2 separate regions of the Homo sapiens genome follow, and region 2 is linked to region 1. Evidence: chromatin loops called from intact Hi-C (ENCODE). Cell type or tissue: PC-3. All regions are shown on one strand. Links, peaks and the distances in the headings refer to the core of each region. The heading gives the core; the rest is flanking DNA. Region 1 overlaps ROBO1 (roundabout guidance receptor 1). Region 2 overlaps ROBO1 (roundabout guidance receptor 1).

Evidence for each region. Peaks named below come from ENCODE experiments on the same cell type or tissue, not always from the same donor. Only the 100,000 strongest peaks of a DNase experiment are listed, where the experiment ranks them.
Region 2: it touches region 1 in a loop (6-fold over the local background); 25 of 110 quality-filtered maps call a loop at or near these places.

What each region holds. Positions count from the first base shown.
Region 1 is chr3:78,656,441-78,663,001 of GRCh38, reverse strand. ROBO1 (roundabout guidance receptor 1) reads left to right here. Exons shown (of 31, transcript NM_002941.4): 15 at 888-1,009; 16 at 1,741-1,972; 17 at 3,195-3,316; 18 at 5,733-5,904. Among named protein-coding and RNA genes, the nearest start is that of LINC02077, 610 kb to the right of the region's middle. In PC-3, for the core only: CTCF peaks have their summits at 3,226 and 3,425 (motif pointing left); a DNase peak (open chromatin) is centred at 3,411.
Region 2 is chr3:79,494,432-79,500,992 of GRCh38, reverse strand. The region is part of intron 2 of ROBO1 (roundabout guidance receptor 1); the gene reads left to right. Among named protein-coding and RNA genes, the nearest start is that of MIR3923, 10 kb to the left of the region's middle. In PC-3, for the core only: a CTCF peak has its summit at 3,310 (motif pointing right); no DNase peak of the experiment used is centred there.

The DNA of each region.
Region 1 (6,561 bases), core at 1,629-5,628:
CCTCCCATGTATTCCCTGTTACTATTATAAACAAAGCAAAACATCTGTGTTTAGAAAACCGCTTCAGAAATGGGCAAATGTTTTTTTGAGTGTAGACTTTAAGAAGCTTATAAAAAAAAATTAACATTAGTAGCCACTTCATTCTTACTGTGTTCTTAGTTTCCTTCCTGAAATTTTGGGGCTTTTGAGATTAAGAACTCTTTATTAAACCTTCTTTACTATGATACAATAACTAAACTAAAGGATCATCAATTAAATAAACGTTAAGTACTTTTTTCTCATGAGTCTAATCAGCTTTATTTTATTTTACTTCCTTGCTGGCATCTGTATCACCTCCATTGTAGCCACTAACTTACCATATACCTTCCATGAGAAAATATCCAAGTTCATCTTAAAAGCTGTAAAGTATCTGCCTTCTTTCTGTTCTTGGTTTTCACTAACCATATCTCCTTTCTTTCCATTGCTTAGCCACTCTGCTACAATTTCAGTCTCTTTTCTGTCTTGCATAGTTAGGATCACTACAGAAGGTTTTCACAAACTCAGGGAATTGCCCTAGTGCCCTCATTTTCATCAGGAAAGTGATCGTTACATGATAGGAGGAGCCACTAAATGTTGTTATTTGCCATTGTTGTCTTTGCTTCCTGCTCTTTTTGCCTTTCTATAATATATGTCCTCTGCGTTCTCTCTACTCTCTCTATCCCCTCTTACTTTCCTGATCCTAATAAAAAGGTTAAATTATTCCTTTTTTTTTTTTTTTCCGAATCACAGCCTGGCTTGGACTCTTCTTTACTGAGAGTTGCTATGAATGAACAGTTTGTTTCACCATGCTTTCATTCCGTTCAGTAACGTTGTGCAGACCCTGACACAGTTTTCTTGACTTGTTGTAGATGTCCTACCAACAAGTCAGGGGGTGGACCACAAGCAGGTCCAGAGAGAGCTGGGAAATGCTGTTCTGCACCTCCACAACCCCACCGTCCTTTCTTCCTCTTCCATCGAAGTGCACTGGACAGTGAGTTGTTACAATATTTGATCTCAGTTTTAATAAGCGTCTGCGAGATCATTGCAATGCATATAAAATGTAACTATCTGTTGCCTACTTGTACATTAATGATAACTTTATAGTGTAAGCACTGTTTATTACAGTAGCTATTAGTTTGGTTTAAACAGAAAAACATTGCATCTTGAGCCTATTTTTTTCCTATTGTGCTGCAGTAGTGAACTTGACCTGTCTCAGGAAAGAAACAGATAGTATTAACTGTGTTATGTAACTTGTGATAGGATCATTATTACATGAATCTTTTAAACTTAGAAATATTTCCAAGTAGTATTAAGTAGGCTTTTAAAATCAGAAAATCATCAAACATTTTAGCTTCTCATCCCCTTGACCCAGGGATGTCCTACATGCAATGTCAGAGCTGCCATCAGGCCTCACATTTCTGCATGAAGCATAGAAGTTAATGCCACCGAAATTTTTATCAAAAGATAGTGGAATTTTTTCAGTATTCTACTTATTTGAATGTTTTAGCTGAAGATTCTTTTGGATTTTCTATGAGCACACTCATGTTGTCCACAAATAATGATTTTTATTTTTTCCTTTCTAATTCTTACACATTTCTTGTGTAAGAATGTGGGATGAAGCCAGACAGAATTTTGTGCATTTTATAACGTTTAATTTTTATTATTTTCTGATGAACCAATACAATAATATGAATAATTACATTTTACTTGTCTTTTTAATAGGTAGATCAACAGTCTCAGTATATACAAGGATATAAAATTCTCTATCGGCCATCTGGAGCCAACCACGGAGAATCAGACTGGTTAGTTTTTGAAGTGAGGACGCCAGCCAAAAACAGTGTGGTAATCCCTGATCTCAGAAAGGGAGTCAACTATGAAATTAAGGCTCGCCCTTTTTTTAATGAATTTCAAGGAGCAGATAGTGAAATCAAGTTTGCCAAAACCCTGGAAGAAGGCAAGTATGATGAAGCGTTTGATTTCCATGCATTGCAGTATATTTGTTAGAATTTTATTAGCTTAATTTAAATTGTTATAATGTTAATAGTGGCATTAATTACTAACTTTCTTGATATTGAACATACATTTTGCTAACAGTATTTGTTTATTTAGAAAACTAGAAAAGCAAAATGCTATAATAGTTGACTTGCTTCAATAGTGGCCTACCTCAAATGTGTAAATGTGAACATTATATTACTTAATGGCATATAGAAATTTAATTATTCAGAACTAAAATTCACATTTAAAAATGAAATTGTTTTCCGTTTGGTTTATTTTCCATTCAGCATTTTCTATTTGTTTATTTTGATCCATGATTTGAATAATGTGTTGATTTGCCCAGGACTTCGTGGGATTAGCATTTTCTTCCTAAATCTCATCTCTTTTAAAACACCTCAGTTCTAGACAAATCACTATAGCTGACCACCCTATTCCTAGAAATTAAACAATATTTACATAAAGGTAAAAGATTACATTAACTAACAACAGGATTTTTCCCAACATGTCTTTGTCACTTTGGCTGTATAAGTAATTATCATGAATGATTAATATTCATTTTCATACTTTTGAACATTTCGGGGGAGAACATGAGACTAGAGTTACACGGTAGAAGAAATAGGAATTGTCCTGGGATGTTTGGTGGAAACAAGGTATTTAACTTTGGTTATGGAAAATTCACCGTGGCAGTGAATTAGCATTGAGTGAGGAACAACTTAGGTAGTTTGGGACTATTCAGACTTGGATGAGATACATCTTTAAAACATATGCAGCTGGGCACAGTGGCTCACGCCTGTAACCCCAGCACTTTAGGAGGCTGAGGCGGGCGGATCACCTGAAGTCACGAGTTCGAGACCAGCCTGGCCAAGGCGGTGAAACCCCATCTCTATTAAAAATACAAAAATTAGTGGGGCATGGTGGTGGGTGCCTGTAATCCCAGCTACTCAGGGGGCTGAGGCAGGAGAATCGCTTGAACCCGGGAGGGGGAGGTTGCAGTGAGCCGAGATCATGTCACAGCACTACAGCCTAGATGACAGAGCGAGCCTCCGTCTCAAAAAAAAAAAAAAAAAAAAGCATATATTGATATAGTATTAATACATCTATTATTGGGTTTGATATTAATTACCTGCTTTCAGTGTTCTCTAGCACATTCTAATAACCTACCTTTTAAAACAATTTAATAGCACCCAGTGCCCCACCCCAAGGTGTAACTGTATCCAAGAATGATGGAAACGGAACTGCAATTCTAGTTAGTTGGCAGCCACCTCCAGAAGACACTCAAAATGGAATGGTCCAAGAGTATAAGGTATGAGTATAATATATATATATATTAATGTCCTGATGGGCAGCCCCCACCATTCATAAAGAAAAAGCAGGCTGGTATTTGTTTATGGATATTTGGCGCCATCTGCTGGTCCAAATAGCAACATGTAAAATTATTTTTAAAACGCTTTCTTGTTTATTCAGTGATTTTGAAATTCTGATTCAGGTGGTCTGACAGGGGCCCTTGCACATATATCTTGGTGAATCTTTTGGCGATTCTGATGTGCATCCTTAGTTAAGGCCCAAATAAGACTATACATGTTCTTCTGAGGAGCAAATTAATCTGTACGGTAACCAAGTATCCTGAGCAGAATTTTAAGTTTATTTTATTTTCAAAAGATTTTTAAAAACAAATTGAGAAACCTCTTTATGAAATTTGTGTATATGAACAGTGTATTTTTTAAAGTATTTAAAAGACTGCCATAAGTGCACTGTGGATGTTTTAAGATATTTCAAGTAAGATTTTCTAGATAATTGAGGCATTAAAAGGTAAAAGTCTCTGTACTTTTAAGTGTTTTCTTAAGAGTTTCAAGGCTGTCTCAATACTGAGGAGTGACAGGATACTATGTGTTAGTCTAGAAAAATAGAATGTTATAGAAGATTTTTAAGGATTTAAAATGGGTGATGTCTCAGCTCTCAAGCTAAATTGTGGAATGTAGGCATTTTCCCCTAAGAGTCAGAACTCATTTCTCTCCTGAAGAAATGCAAAAGGGTGGATTTCACGTAACTTCATGGTCAATTTAAAATAATAAAATGCCTTTCAGAACCTGATTGACTGGTACAAAATCAGTTTGTGGCTTTGGTTCAGCTGTATAATGTAAATGGGATTTTTAAAAAAATCACAAAAGAGTCTTAATTTCCAAATGGTCAGCTCCTGGTATAGGGTCTGAGCATTTCTTGGTGTTATGTATTGAAACTATATTAAAATAATATTAACTTTCAAAGAAAATATAAAAAGATAAATGATGGAAGAGACTAGGCTTAGATTTCTTTTAAATCTCACTTCCTATTAGAGTTTAGACAATTGTCTACTTAAAGTTAATGGTATATATTGCTTGAGAACATCATAAGGAATATAGAGTATGTCAGTTGGGCGCTGTGGCTCACGCCTGTAATCCCAGCACTTTGAGAGGCCGAGGCAGGCAGATCATCTGAGGTCAGGCCGGCCTGGCCAACACAGTGAAAGCCCGTCTCTACTAAAAATACAAAAATTAGCTGAGTGTGGTGGTGCACACCTTTAATCCCAGCTACTCAGGAGGCTGAGGCAGGAGAATCACTGGAACCCGGGAGGTGGAGGCTGCAGTGAGCCAAGATTGCACCACTACACTGCAGCCTGAGCCACAGAGCAAGACTCCATCTCTAATGATAATAATTAATAATAATGAGCATGTTTTTCTATAGATCATTTTCTTATGGAAACTGAGCTTGAACATTGTCGTGCACCATATCCAAGTTCTTAAACATCGCAGAAGATCACTCACTGATGAATCTGTTAGTGAAATTTAAAACAAGGATTATAGAATAGTTTGAAAATCTCAATTTCTTGAGAATAGTTTTGTATCACAAATATTATTAGCCAAGTTAATCAGGTAACTCTTTGTTATTAGAAGAATGCTTTTTTCACATCAAATATGTATTGCTATTCTTTATGTTCTCATGTATGCTGTGAAGGACTGATAGTCCCATTTAAATAGAAGAGCAGAGGGCAAATTGTCTCTCATTGATAATATAGTTCAGTGTACCAGAGGTTGAATAAAATCCTGAGATGAGGCTCACTCCTTGTGTGCAGTTTTATTTTTAATAATCATATTTGTGCAAACTACTTTAGAGTATTCAGAAGCTCTCCTTCCTTTTCAATCAACTACTCCTTGTAAAATGTGATGTTCCAGTGCCCATGCCAGGCAGGTTGATCCCAGAGAACTGTTGAAGTACGAGGCTTGGCGTTTCCTACTCATTTTTGTTTTACAATATCTGGTCATCTGGGTCATGCCTAGAATGCAAATGTTGAATGAGTATTATTCTTGATCTGCATAGACACAGCTATCTGCAAGGTACTTATTTAGCTGGCAGATAATGTGTTGGTGTTAAAAAGAAATCTAAATGAAGTGGGCTGATAGAAACTACTACCTTCAAGCACAGATTTGTAGACTTACCTGATAGAACCTTTTAAAAGTATATGAGAAAGTAATAAAGATGCCTTGAAACTACTTTTAACGTTAAACTTGACCAGAAGATTGTTCATAGAACTAGATTTTAGGGAAAAAATGACTTTGGAAACTTCTTATGGTAGTGCATGACAGTTTAGTACTCTGTCTGGGTCTAAAACTGCAACCCTGTGTTGATCTTTGCATTCATTTAGGTAATTTACCAGCTTGATTTTTGTGATGTGCTTCTTACAGGTTTGGTGTCTGGGCAATGAAACTCGATACCACATCAACAAAACAGTGGATGGTTCCACCTTTTCCGTGGTCATTCCCTTTCTTGTTCCTGGAATCCGATACAGTGTGGAAGTGGCAGCCAGCACTGGGGCTGGGTCTGGGGTAAAGAGTGAGCCTCAGTTCATCCAGCTGGGTGAGTGTCAGTGCAGATCCAGTTTGACAATCTCTCACTCTACCATGTGTCCCACTTTGCTTTTTTGCATGTGGCTGAGCCACCCACCATTGCTAATTTAATAGAATATGGAATATGGCTTAGAGCTACAAAAAGGTGTTAGCTTTACTTAATATGTAGGAGAGAGAAAGAGAGAGAGAGAGAAAGAGAGAGAGAGAGAGACAGACTAGATGTAGATATATGGACGTAGATATCTCAACTAAACTTGAACATATCTAAGCACACATTTTTGATATTTCAGGCAAAAGGTTGTCAATATTCAATGTTATCCTAATCCTGTCCTATATAATTTTTTTATCTATTCAACAAATGCTATTAATTGAGCACCAAGGATACCTCCGTGAACATGAAAGACAGTCTGCACCTTCATGGAACTCACAGTTGCTTGGATTTAAGATCAAACAAATAGGCCAGGTGCGGTGGCTCATGCCTGTAATCCCAACACTCTGGGAGGCCGAGGCAGGCAAATCACGAGGTCAGGAGATCGAGACCATCCTGGCTAACATGGTGAAACCCCGTCTCTACTAAAAATACAAAAAAACTAGCTGGGTGTGGTGGCGGGCGCCTGTAGTCCCAGCTACTTAGGAGGCTGAGGCAGGAGAATGGCGTGAACCTGGG
Region 2 (6,561 bases), core at 1,642-5,641, 840 kb before region 1:
CATCTGAGGTGGAGGAGTGATGGTGGGGGAGGAAAGGGTGATGTGAGAGAGAGAGAGAGAAAGAGAGTTAGGTTATATTCTGAATATGCCAACGTAACAAAGCTGGTTTGACATTTCACATCACACCTTTATTGTGTTGCTAGGTCCCCCTTGCTAAAATGCATACGGTATTGGAATAGATGATATATTAGCCCTTTATCCCCCATTTAAATTTAGCCTCTCTGAAAAAGTGGTAAGTAGGCAAGTATGGAAAGCACCCAGAGCTTCTCAAGCTTATGTGACCATGTACTTCGCTAATATCATTCCTTTCTGTCCTCCTCAACTTGAAAATTGATTAATGAAAAAGGCGTTTCCTAGAGGTTGCTTTGAAGAGTAGACCTTGAATTCTCATTAGTAAAGAGGAGTCATCAGGTCTTCACGGACAGGATGATAGAGGGAGAAGCACGGTGACAGTCTTGCAAGGGCAGGTGCGTCACAGGAGCAATGAAAGAGGAAAACAAGAAAGACATCAACAACAATGGAGCTCAGCACCTCACTGAGGACAAATTAAAACTTGCGGCTGGGGCCAAGCCCGGTGGCTCACGCCTGTTATCCCAGCACTTTGGGAAGCCGAGGCAGGTGGATCACCTGAGGTCAGGAGTTCGAGACCAGCCTGGCCAACATGGTGAAACCCTGTCTCTACTAAAAATACAAAAAGTAGCCTGGCGTGGTGGCGCATGCCTGTAATCCCAGCTATTCCGGAGACTGAGACAGGAGAATCGCTTGAACCTGGAGGCGGAGGTTGCAGCGAGCTGAGATAGCACCATTGCACTCCAACCTGGGCGACAGAGCGAGACTTCTTCTCAAAAAAAAAAAAAAAAAAAAAAAAAAAAAGAGAAAACTTACTGCCGCATGGGATGGCTCACGACTGTAATCTCAGCACTTTGAGAGGCTGAGGTGGGTGGATCACCTGAGGTCGGGAGTTTGAAAGCAGCCTGACTAATACGGTGTAACCCCATCTCTAGTAAAAAATACAAAAATTACCCGGGCATACTGGCACACGCCTGCAATCCCAGCTACTCGGGAGACTGAGGCATGAGAATTGCTTGAACCAGGGAGGCGGAGGTTGCAGAGAGCCAAGATTGCGCCCCATCACTCTCGGGCAACAGATAAAATCAATCAATTAATTAATTAAATTAAAACTTGCCCAGTCATTGATCTTAATGAAGGTCTTAATAAAGATCTCCCAATCTCGGGAGATACTGGTAGCTACAAAAGCTGCCTCTTGTACCTAGTGTAAATTATCTGATATGTCCAATGACAAAACTCACATTACCATAACACAATATTTATTTTCTTATTCTGTTAATGTTTTAATTTTAAAAGAAGTTTCGAATCTTATTCTGTGTTTAATGATCTGCTTGTGGTCATTGTTTTGAAGGAATAAGGGAAAAATTGAATAAGGGGAAAGGTTGTGATTGTTTAATCCATAGACAGTATATACCACAATGTAAAATATGAAATTGAAATATTTATAAGAAATAACAAAAATAGCCTACAGGTTGGACTAATTGTCTTATGTATTATTTTAGCTCATTTAGCTTTAGTTTGCTTTACAGATGTATTTAGCATTCTTTAAATAGCCTAGGACTATTTTTAATTACTTTATAATTTCTGATAGACTTAGCCAGCTTAAATTGTTTTTAAAGACTGGTTTTGGGCCGGGCGCGGTGGCTCAAGGCTGTAATACCAGCACTTTGGGAGGCCAAGGTGGGTGGATCACCTGAGGTCGGGAGTTCGAGACCAGCCTGGCCAACATGGCGAAACCCCGTCTCTACTAACAATTCAAAAATTAGCTGAGCGTGGTGGTGCGTGCCTGTAATCTCAGGTACTCAGGAGGCTGAGGCAAGAGAATCCCTTGAACCGGAGAGGCAGAGGTTGCAGTGAGCTGAGATTTCGCCATTGCACTCCAGCCTGGGCGACAAAAGCAAAATTCCATCACATACACAAAAGTTAATAAAAATTTAAAAAATTAAAGAATGGTTTTGAAATGTAAGCATTTGTTAATGAGTAAACAAGGGATATAGTTGACTAAATATTCATTTTATAATTTTTCATATGGTAAGTGGAATCACAAATCTTTTTTTTTTCTTTTTTTCTGAGGCAAAGGTGAAATTTCGCTCTTGTTGCCCAGGCTGGAGCACAATGGCTCAATCACTGCAACCTCTGCCTCCCGGGTTCAAGTGATTCTCCTGCCTCAGCCTCCCGAGTAGCTGGGATTACAGGCGCCCACCTCCACACCTGGCTAATTTTTGTATATTTAGTAGAGACGGGGTTTCACCACGTTGAGCAGGCTGGTCTTGAACTTCTGACCTCAGGTAATCCACCTGCCTCGGCCTCCCAAAGTGCTGGGATTACAGGCGTGAGCCACCGTGCCCGGCCACAAATCATATTTTTTATACTATTAGTTGCGCTACCATATTTTTAAACTGTTTTTTAGGACAAGGTATACTGTCGAATTACAGAAATAAGATTCTCATCTTAAACCTATATATGCTTAAATTAGGTATTGTAAAAGATAAGCAACAGTAATATTAAAGTAAGAATCAACAAATGATGCAAACTGTTGAATTTATAATAACATAGTTTTAAGTGCCTACCGTAAATAGAATATATTTTGTATTTTGTACAATATCATGCATTCACACCTCTTCCATATGGCGGTATAAATTAGGAAAATCGATCTACATCAATATGTATTGAAATTATAAAATAAAAAATAACAGATATAATACAATAAAATGTTTTCTTTGAAAAGCAAATCAAAAGATGACAAAAATGCTTTTGAAAAATTATTTTTTCATATTTCTGTGAACACTGGTTCTTATTTGTTGATAGTAAAAGCTTTTCAAATTATCGTTTTTCATAAAATACTGTGTTGGTCATTCTAATTGTAGAGAGATGAGATTCGATGATAGTTTCATACAATCAGGTTAGGTAACATTGCTCAGCAAAAATTCGAAGCAAATAAAATTATATTCCTGAGCTATTTATTATTTCTACTATTCTTGTTATATGATTATATGACTAACAACACCTTCTTGGCCTTTAATGGCTATGAGACACTTTATTTTTATTTTCAAATTTTTGATTTTTAAAAATACCAAACCTATCAACTACAACAAATTAATTGAAAAGATTTTATAGTACTTACCGTTTTAAAAGAAAAATATTAATTTGTTTTTAAAATTGTAATAGTAAACTGAATTGCACATATTGAAAGCACCAAAATATAATTCAACTGCCTATCTTTAAAGTTCCACTAGAGGGCAACATGTGCCAAGATTTTTGTCCCTTCGCAGTTTCAAGGGGGATAATCAAATTTTAATCTTTTTTCATCAATAAATGTCATTTACTTAATATTTAGCATCGGTCAGCATTAATTGTTATTTTTATGATGCACATGTGGTTCTTCGTGAATATTGTCTCACTTATAAAAGATAATATTGTGAATGTTGCTCTGATTTCAATTAATCAATACTTTTCCAGTTACCATAATTACAAGAAGACAAAACACAAAACAAAAAAGATATTATTTTATATGTAATGAGTTTTTAAATCAAATAATTTCATATGTGTTTTAAAGTATAAATATGTTAAGGAGTTACAGGTTAACGAAAAATAAAATAAAAAATCTTGGGAGATGTTGGTAGTAAATTTGAAATTCAGTTTTGACAAAATAAAAGCATTTGTTCATTACACATTCTCAGAGACCATTTTAAAAAGAAAAACTGGTTAAATAATGTGTATCAGACGAACAATTCTCAATCTTTTCTGAGAAATAGAATCTGCTTGAAACTTGCAGCATCGCCATTTTCTTTAAGTCTTTCCAAGCAACATCACCCTAACTACAGCCTGTCCTCTCTTACCTTCTGCTTCTCCTCAGATTCTTTAATATTTACACTTTAAAAAAATCTAAATATGAGTAGTTGTCCCTGAGACAGCGATGTTAGAGAGAGCATAATGTTTTATCTTCTTTTGTTTGCAAATAACTTTTTCTTAAGAGAGCAAAGCAACATTGACAGGTTGGGAAGAGATAAACAACCAGTTTTGGAAAATGATAATGTACATTTTAATGCAATCATATTTAGAAACAATGATTTACATATGTGATAGTATACTTTAATTCCCTATGACAGATATTATACAGTAATGGACATAATTGTCACCTATTGCAATGAAATAGTAACATTTTCTCCATAATTTTTACTGAGTTAATAATATTACATTTAAAGGCTATTTTGATAGGTATAAAAATGATGGGTGCGGCCGGGCGCGGTGGCTCACGCCTGTAATCCCAGCACTTTGGGAGGCCGAGGCGGGTGGATCATGAGGTCAGGAGATCGAGACCATCCTGGCTAACAAGGTGAAACCCCGTCTCTACTAAAAAAAAATACAAAAAATTAGCCGGGCGCGGTGGCGGGCGCCTGTAGTCCCAGCTACTCGGGAGGCTGAGGCAGGAGAATGGCGTGAACCCGGGAAGCGGAGCTTGCAGTGAGCCGAGATTGCGCCACTGCAGTCCGCAGTCCGGCCTGGGCGACAGAGCGAGACTCCGTCTCAAAAAAAGATGGGTGCGCAGCATTATACCAAAAATGTAACCAGCAAAGATTTGTTTTTTTTTATTGTCAAATCACAATCCAGATAAACTATCGTTTTTACTTACATATTATATACATAGAAAGAATATACCTGTAAGAGGTTTTAAGTGCTTTACGAGTCTTTTTTTTTTTTTTTTTTTTTTGAGACAGAGTCTTGCTCTGTCACCTAGTTTGGAGTGCATTGGTGTGATCTTGGCTCACTGCAACCTCCAACTCCCAGGTTCAAGATATTCTCACTCCTCATCCTCCCAAGTAGCTGAGATTCCAGGCACGTACCACCACACCTGGCTAATATTTGTATTTTTAGTAGAGACGGGGTTTCACCATGTTGGCCAGGCTGGTCTCCAACTCCTAAACTCAGGTGATCCACCCGCCTTGGCCTCCCAAAGTGCTGGTATTACAGGTGTAAGCCACTGTGCCTGGCCTACCTATGTCATTTTTTAACATTCCTATTTCCCTACGCAATAAGTGCTATTATTTTATCTCCATTCATAAGTGAGGAAACTGAGGTATTGATGTTAGCGAAATAGATATTGATGTTAGCAAAACAGAAAATTAGAAGAATATATTGATTTATAAACTGAGATATAAGGAAAAAGAGATACAGAAAGAAATGTTCATTTTCAATAGTACTTCTAAAATTAATATATAAGATTATGAAGAAGTTTTGGAAAGTATCATTTTAACCGCATGTATCAAAGTTAGATAATATCAACTCTCAACAATGAATGGCAGAAATCAGCACCCTTCCACATAACACTTCCCCCTTATGTCTTAATTATATTAGTTTTATAAATATTTTAATGTCAAAGTTTAAGACTTTCCATTTAATTCTGTAACCATAATCCATATGGTTGCTTAGCCTTAGATATGTATTTAAATAGATCTTTTTCAGGATGTCATTTTTGAAACATTTATTTTCATTTCTGGGTTTTTTTATGTATTTCAAAAATGTTCTTTTCAAGAAGGAATTACATATTCCCCAAGTATTCTTGTGACTCTTGTCTATTATTTTTATACTTTGAAGCCAATTGTCAGAGTACACTTTGAATTACTGTTGTTATTGTTCGCCCCTCTTTATGTGATTGTTACTCTGGAGAATTCTGATAGGTAAGAATTGCCCTCTTGAATGAGATCTGCTCTTTCTTTGTCCCAATTACCATATGATTATTTATTAAATTACATTTATTTGTTCAAAAATGCTTATTAAATACTCATCTACTAAATATAGTATCTAGAGATATAATCATGCTTTTAAAAATCTGGCTTTCAGAGTATACATTCTAATCAGGGTAAGAGGCAATAAACAAATTATCTATCTATCTATCTATCTACCTATCTGTCAATCTATCTATGTCAGATGGTGATCCATTCTTTAGAGGAAAGTAAAACAAAGTGTAGAAATATTGGATTAGGTGTAAGCGCTGATGCATTTTCAGGTAGGATCATTATCGGAAGCCTCCCTATTAGGGGTCATATGGATAAATTAGTCTTGAGAATATCTGACTCAGTGATCATTTTGCATCAGTTTTTCCTGCAGTAACTGTTTCTTTTCAACTTGTGGATTCAAATACTCATTTAATATTTTTTTCTGTTATATCTTGAAATTGTTTTCTATTCGTTCTTCATTTTGTACACTTTTTTTGTGGAAACCAATTATGTTAATGCCAAAAGTGCTTTCTTTACTATTCTCCTCTATTGTGTTTTGTGCAATTGCCTTTGCTCTTTTTTGAATTTGTTTTATGTGGATTCCTCACATCTCTGGATTCTGAATCTGTTAATGTGTATTTCTTCTGTTTTGTTTCATCTTCATTTGTTTCTCTTAACTCTGTAGTTCACTTTTCATCCTTTGTCTTCCAAGTCTGTTCCTTGCTAGTTTCCTTACTTTTAAAAAATTGTATTTTTTTGCAGATAGCCCTTTTAT